Linked DNA regions of Homo sapiens: region 1 is linked to region 2. Evidence: read pairs that join two places in POLR2A ChIA-PET (ENCODE). Cell type or tissue: MCF 10A. All regions are shown on one strand. Links, peaks and the distances in the headings refer to the core of each region. The heading gives the core; the rest is flanking DNA. Region 1 overlaps MAST4 (microtubule associated serine/threonine kinase family member 4). Region 2 overlaps MAST4 (microtubule associated serine/threonine kinase family member 4).

Region 1 (2,926 bases), core at 239-2,738, 80 kb after region 2:
AAAATGCAGTGGTCCTTTGTGCTCCATTTGAGTAAATAGACACAGACAACTTAGGGAACTTTATGAGTTGTAAATTATTTCTGGTCCCTGGCTGTACAGAGTACTGAGCACATTCTCGTTTAAACATCTTTCTAGTTGTGTGTTTTCTGGAGCAAGCAAATGTAATTTATGCTTCAGAACTAATAAGAACATGTCTTCTCTTGGAATTGCTCATTCATCTAAAATATGTTCATTGATAACTGAGGGGAAGGAGAGTTAATGCATCACAAAACAAAATCATGGTGGGGAGAAATTGTGTCCCTCACTCTTTCCAGAGACTAGTTTCTGATAATTGCTATTAAAGGGACTGAATAATTCTTTTAAAATCATATCCTTTTCTTACTTTATCAAATTGGAGGTGTTTAAAATATATAGTGCAGGTATGGATTCTTAACTGTTTAATAAGTAGCCAAATAAAATAATATCAACCAGTGTCCATTTAATAATCAAGTATCTTTGTAAGCATGTTATTACAATTACTTTCTTCTTAAATCATTAACATTTTCAGTTGTTTAAAAGTATTTCAAAAGAACATATAATTTATCTCAATTTCTTTTATCTGGTATATTTACATACATCTTACTTTGCTTCTTTTTTTTAACATACTTGATTCATTTGTACTCCAATCATGGTACAGAAATGACAGGTAAATTTTACTAAAATCTTAACATTGTAGTAGTTCTGTGATTTGTCCACTTGAATTTTTCCGTCTTGTCTTTGTGGACCATTTGCATTTATTGGAGGTTACACCCATGGCAGCCTATAATTTTATTTTCCTACGAATATAAATTTAGGCTAAAATGTCAGTTTTTTACGTTAACATCTAACTGTGACGTTTCTCAAATTCAAGCCTAATGTTGTTGAATTCCCTAACTTCAATTTATTGTGAATGTATCCCTGGTAAATTTTGTCCACTCTTGTCACTTGGCAAGTTAACATAATAACAAACGTAATAACACGAATTACAAAATGTCCATATATGACACTGCAATCTTATTGACCTAAAAATGCAATGTTGCTTTTTTTAAAGTGTGTTTTTCCTTTTTTTTGCCCCTTGACAAATTTGCATAGAACATTCAAAATGTTCTGTGGCTTTTAAGGCACAGTCTTGCGTTTAAAGTAATAGCTCTGGAATGCCAGAGATTTCAGAAAATTTGCTTTCTGTTGTCCCCTTCCCTTTGCAGCAGTATTGTTTCTACTGCTGCATTCACTCATCTGAGACCCTTGTAATGACCCTTATCCACAGCCAAACTCCAACTGAGAAACCACCCATTCTATCATCACTTGAAGATAAAACCACCCTTTTCATGGCTCCTGCCAGCTTTGCCTCTAAGGCTGAGGCAAACAACTTTACTCTTTGCATTAAGTTCTATCACTGGTGGAGAAGGTTTCACTCTGCCCCCACTGTTGACTGGCCAGAGCTGGGCTGCATGCTCAAAGACTCTGCAGGAGGCTTTGCTGTAACAAGCCAGGTCATGTCCGAAGGCAGTAACTCTTAAGAGATTCTAAGCATAAGGTCAGTTACTTACTTAATGCTAAAGTTATTTGACACTTCAGGCCTGAGCCAGCCATGAGCCTAATGATCCCTTCTTCCCTAAGCATGATGAGTATAACTGTTCCTTGAAAATAATAAGCAGAAAGTGTTTCGGATGCAAAGAAAGTCCCCACAGGCCCTTGTGCCATGCTGGAAGTTAGCCCCTTCCAAAGATCATTTGCTCTGGTTATCAGCTTCCAGATGAGAGTGTTTTCCTCCTGCCTTTCTGTTCTTATTCATTTGAATCTGCTGAGTCTGACCATTGTAATTATCCCTGGTATTCATTTTGTCAAAGTATATTAGTGAGACATCAATAATATGGATCAACCCATTCCCTTTCTACTTGTTTGGTTGTATTGATTCAGTTTAAATAAAAGTCAACCTACTGTATAATGTTTGTTTACCCTGACCCTTGCTGAACATTTCCACATCCTCACAGACTATGTTTGTGTCATTTGTTTGACTAAAAATACTTAGTTTCCCTGGGGTTCCCATGTGACAGTACGCCAGTGTTGGCCTAAGCTAAACTCACTTTCTCAATAGGACTGATGGACGCCGCTGGTCGTTGGCTTCTCTCCCTTCCTCTGGCTATGGGACAAACACACCCAGCTCTACGGTCTCTGTAAGTGCCTGACTTTTTTTTTTTTTTTCTCTTCCTCACAACAACAGAGCTATTACACAGGCAGTGTTTTCTCTGGGTGTTTCCTGGTAGGGAGGAGAAGATAAATTCTGCATGTCTGCCACTCTGAATAAGTGACACATCAAATGATGGCCTGACAAAAATAAAAAGGACATACTTTCGCTGCAAGCTTTTAAACTGTAGTGCATAAATTGAGTAAGTTCCAGGATCACAAGTTTGGAGGAAACTGGAAGCTTTCATTTTAATAACATTTGGTGTAGTTCGGGGGGAAAAACACAATCTAGTTTTATTGCTTTGGTTCCATGCCAGTGACATTATGCTAAAAATGCCATTGAACTTCGATAGACTGGGTCTTTCTTCCTATGTGGCTTAGATAGAGGTTTGTTTTGTTTTGTTTTCTTTCTCCTTCAAAGAAAAAAAAAAGGCAAGTCTTAATTTGTCTGTGCCTTCTAGGTAAGAACTTTCTTTTAAGAAAGAATTAAAACAACTTAGAAGAAGGTTAAGATAAATAAAGACATAGTGGAATTATGAAAATAGGATAGAGGAAAATGGATACTCTTGCCCCAAACTATAACATTTCAACAAGAGACCTAGCAATTACTGGAAACAACTCAGTAGGTTAGATGTATGTTTTTTTAGTTTATGTTAGTGATCATGTGGGATAACTGTATCTGCAGGGCTATAGAAACAAGGTGGTCATTTAGAAGGGCCTA
Region 2 (2,926 bases), core at 140-2,639:
TTATTGGAATATTATGTAGTCATTGACAAATTTCTCAGCTATGAAATCTGTAGAAAATCACTGGATCCATAGCTTACATAAAAATCACTTATGCCCCTTTCACATTAATGTTTTCTAAAATGCAATAGGATGGATATATTTAAATTGGGAATTATAATAATTTAAAAAGTATAAGTATAAAATGTTTTACTTTTATAGATGTATGAAGGGGTTGAGGGAAAAAATTATGTTTGGCATGGGAAAAACTGCCAGCTGAATAAAGCACTCGAGGAAATATGGTAAATGAAGCCTTTGTTACTGTAAAACAATAGGCATTAAGTGGCTATTATGTAATGTTATTTCTTATGTCTGATTTGAGTGGCTTGTTGATCTTGGAACTTGAGATATAATTCCTGTAAAAATATTACTTTCACTTGGCTAATCTCAAGACTTTTGATACAAAAATCAAAGACTTTTCCAAATAGATTACCTAGATCAGGAACTAAGTACTGGAGCTACTGAAGCTATGTCAGATTTTTTTTTTTTCCATGTAAGGACTGATTTTATCTACTTAACTATTCCCTATCCTAGTACCCTTCCAGATAAACACAAGTAATTTGCTAACCCAAAAACTGGTTTATTGTAAAATTAACCTAGGCTTGCTCAACCACTGCAAAGGGCAGGCATGTGGCAAAACAATTGATAGGCACATCAGTTGCCTTGGCAAGTTGAATGGATGATTTTAAGTTCGCATTTCCATAGTAGGTCCCTAAGCAGAAGGATTTCTCATCTTTGATGTCAAATGGCCTTAGTGACCAGTGGAGCTAAACAGATGTGGGATAATTTGGGTGCTTTAGGTAATAGTTCTTGTTATGGATTCTGCAAAATAAGCCTCTAAGCGTATGAATCATAATTTCCTATATGTTTTAGGATTTGATGTCTGGGGTTACGTATTTGAACCGTGGAATAAAAGTTGCCGTATTTTTACTGTGTGGCCTGTAAAACTTATTTGTAGCATTCTTTCTCAATAGATGCCTTCTCTCCTGTGAAGTTCAGGCAGGTTAGCCTTTGAAATCAAGGATTTTTAAAGTGAAAAATCAATAGTGACTTTCTTAACATTGGAATCCAGGCTTAAGATCAGAGACCTGCTCTCTTCAGTCCAGTTCTTGGATCTTACTGCTTTTAATGCTATTTTACCAGCATAGCCATGGCCAAAATGCCATTTTAGCAGGTAGACTTCATTTTTCTATAACATTGTGATTATGTATTATTTGATGGCTTCTTGTAGAGGAAGCTCTTTAATCAAGAGCAATTGTGGTTTTTCTTACCTTTTGAGATTTAACCTTACAATTAGTCTACCTTCTCACATCAGATCTAGGGTGATTTAGAGGTCAAAGAGAACAGATACTGAACTGGTTAGCTATTAATATGATACAACTTCTTTATGCCATTTCTCGGATATAGAGACATTCCATGGAATGGGTCCCAGGTTGGAAATCCATGAGGGAAAAGGGTTCTGACTCTTGGCACTGATAAACATATTCAGAAATGTTGTATTCCAGCCAGAGTAAATATATATGCCCTTTATACTTTTTTTCAGTTAGCAGAAGTTACTTCTAAACACTTATTTTGGCATTAAGGAAGCTCGTCATGACCTATTGTTCCAGAAAGATTATAGTCCTCGTTTTAAGCCAGTTCTTTAGTTCCCATGTAAGTGGCATGCCCAGCCTGGAGCTGAAGAAACAACCCCTGCTTTTCAAACCTTCCATTCTTATAGGTGTGTCCAGCAGGCAGTGGCTTGTAGCTGTTCCTTCAGCCACTTAACAGGTTTGATTTCAAAGCTTTTTAATAGAGAAACTAACATGTTTGGAGGGGATTCATGGCCCAACATTTATGGATTTTGTTGGGAAGTCTCAGGTGTGTATTTATCTTAAGTATATGTTAAGGCTATTAGACAAAAGTAATTGTTTGTGCTTTGCTCTGTTTTGTTTTTGCCGTCTAGTCCTAGACTGAATTTCTTAAGATTATCTTAGGGATTGGACTGGGAGGGAGTAGTTCCGAGTCCCGAAGGCTATATATCTCCACTTTCAGTTCCTTTTCTTTGGCTGCCTAAAGAGGAGCACTAAAGAGGAGTCAAGTGATTATAAATTCGGCCAAAAGACAGAGAAACCAAGAGCTGGACGATTAACCTCTGAAACATGGGAAGTTAATTACATTTACAAATACTTGGAGGGGCTATTTATGAGTCATGCATCTCTCTGTGACCCTTTTACTGCTTTGGGAGCTTGTGGATGAGGCTGAATCACTCTCTGAAACCTGATAACCTGATAACCTAGTTTGGCTAAGTTTGGCTTCTGTGAACAGGGTCTGAGGATTTATCACATCACGTCATTTTTTCATTTGTATGCCAAATATTTATTGAGTACCTTTTATGTGACCAGGGCTATGATTATCACCTGGGAAACAAAGATATGTATAGCATGATCCTTTTCTTCAAGTAGCTCAATCTAGTGGGCTTTAGACAGTAATACAAAGAATTAGAGTAACATGCGGTAACTGGTAGATCTGCCAACATCAGCCGAGGAGGAGGGAGGGGGAGGATATCTGTGGAGACAGTTTGATATAGTCTCATTTAATCCTCACAACAATTCTGTGAAGAATATGTTATTATATTTATTATACAGATGAAAAAATTGAGGATTAGAGAAATTACTTAACTGTCCCTAAATCTCACCACTAGTGAGTAGTGAATTTGGATAAAAACTTTACTATCTTATGGCCAAAAGAAATACAGCTCCAACAACATTCTAATTACTGAAAATAATATTTGTAAAGCAAGATTTTAGTACCTTTTTAATTTTATAGGACAGTACCCTCTTGGCAATTCAAAAGATATTTGTAGAATATAGAGCTCTGATAATTTTGATCTTTGGTACAGAAAATGCTG

Evidence for each region. Peaks named below come from ENCODE experiments on the same cell type or tissue, not always from the same donor. Only the 100,000 strongest peaks of a DNase experiment are listed, where the experiment ranks them.
Region 1: POLR2A ChIA-PET joins it to region 2 with 12 read pairs; 5 of 35 experiments call an interaction of 5 or more read pairs at or near these places.

Annotation. Positions count from the first base shown.
Region 1 is chr5:67,093,481-67,096,406 of GRCh38, forward strand. It overlaps MAST4 (microtubule associated serine/threonine kinase family member 4), which reads left to right. Exons shown (of 29, transcript NM_001164664.2): 7 at 2,117-2,195. Among named protein-coding and RNA genes, the nearest start is that of MAST4-AS1, 91 kb to the left of the region's middle. In MCF 10A, for the core only: no CTCF peak of the experiment used is centred there; a DNase peak (open chromatin) is centred at 1,511.
Region 2 is chr5:67,013,583-67,016,508 of GRCh38, forward strand. The region is part of intron 4 of MAST4 (microtubule associated serine/threonine kinase family member 4); the gene reads left to right. Among named protein-coding and RNA genes, the nearest start is that of MAST4-AS1, 11 kb to the left of the region's middle. RefSeq lists a silencer at 1,439-1,733. In MCF 10A, for the core only: no CTCF peak of the experiment used is centred there; DNase peaks (open chromatin) are centred at 1,589 and 2,289.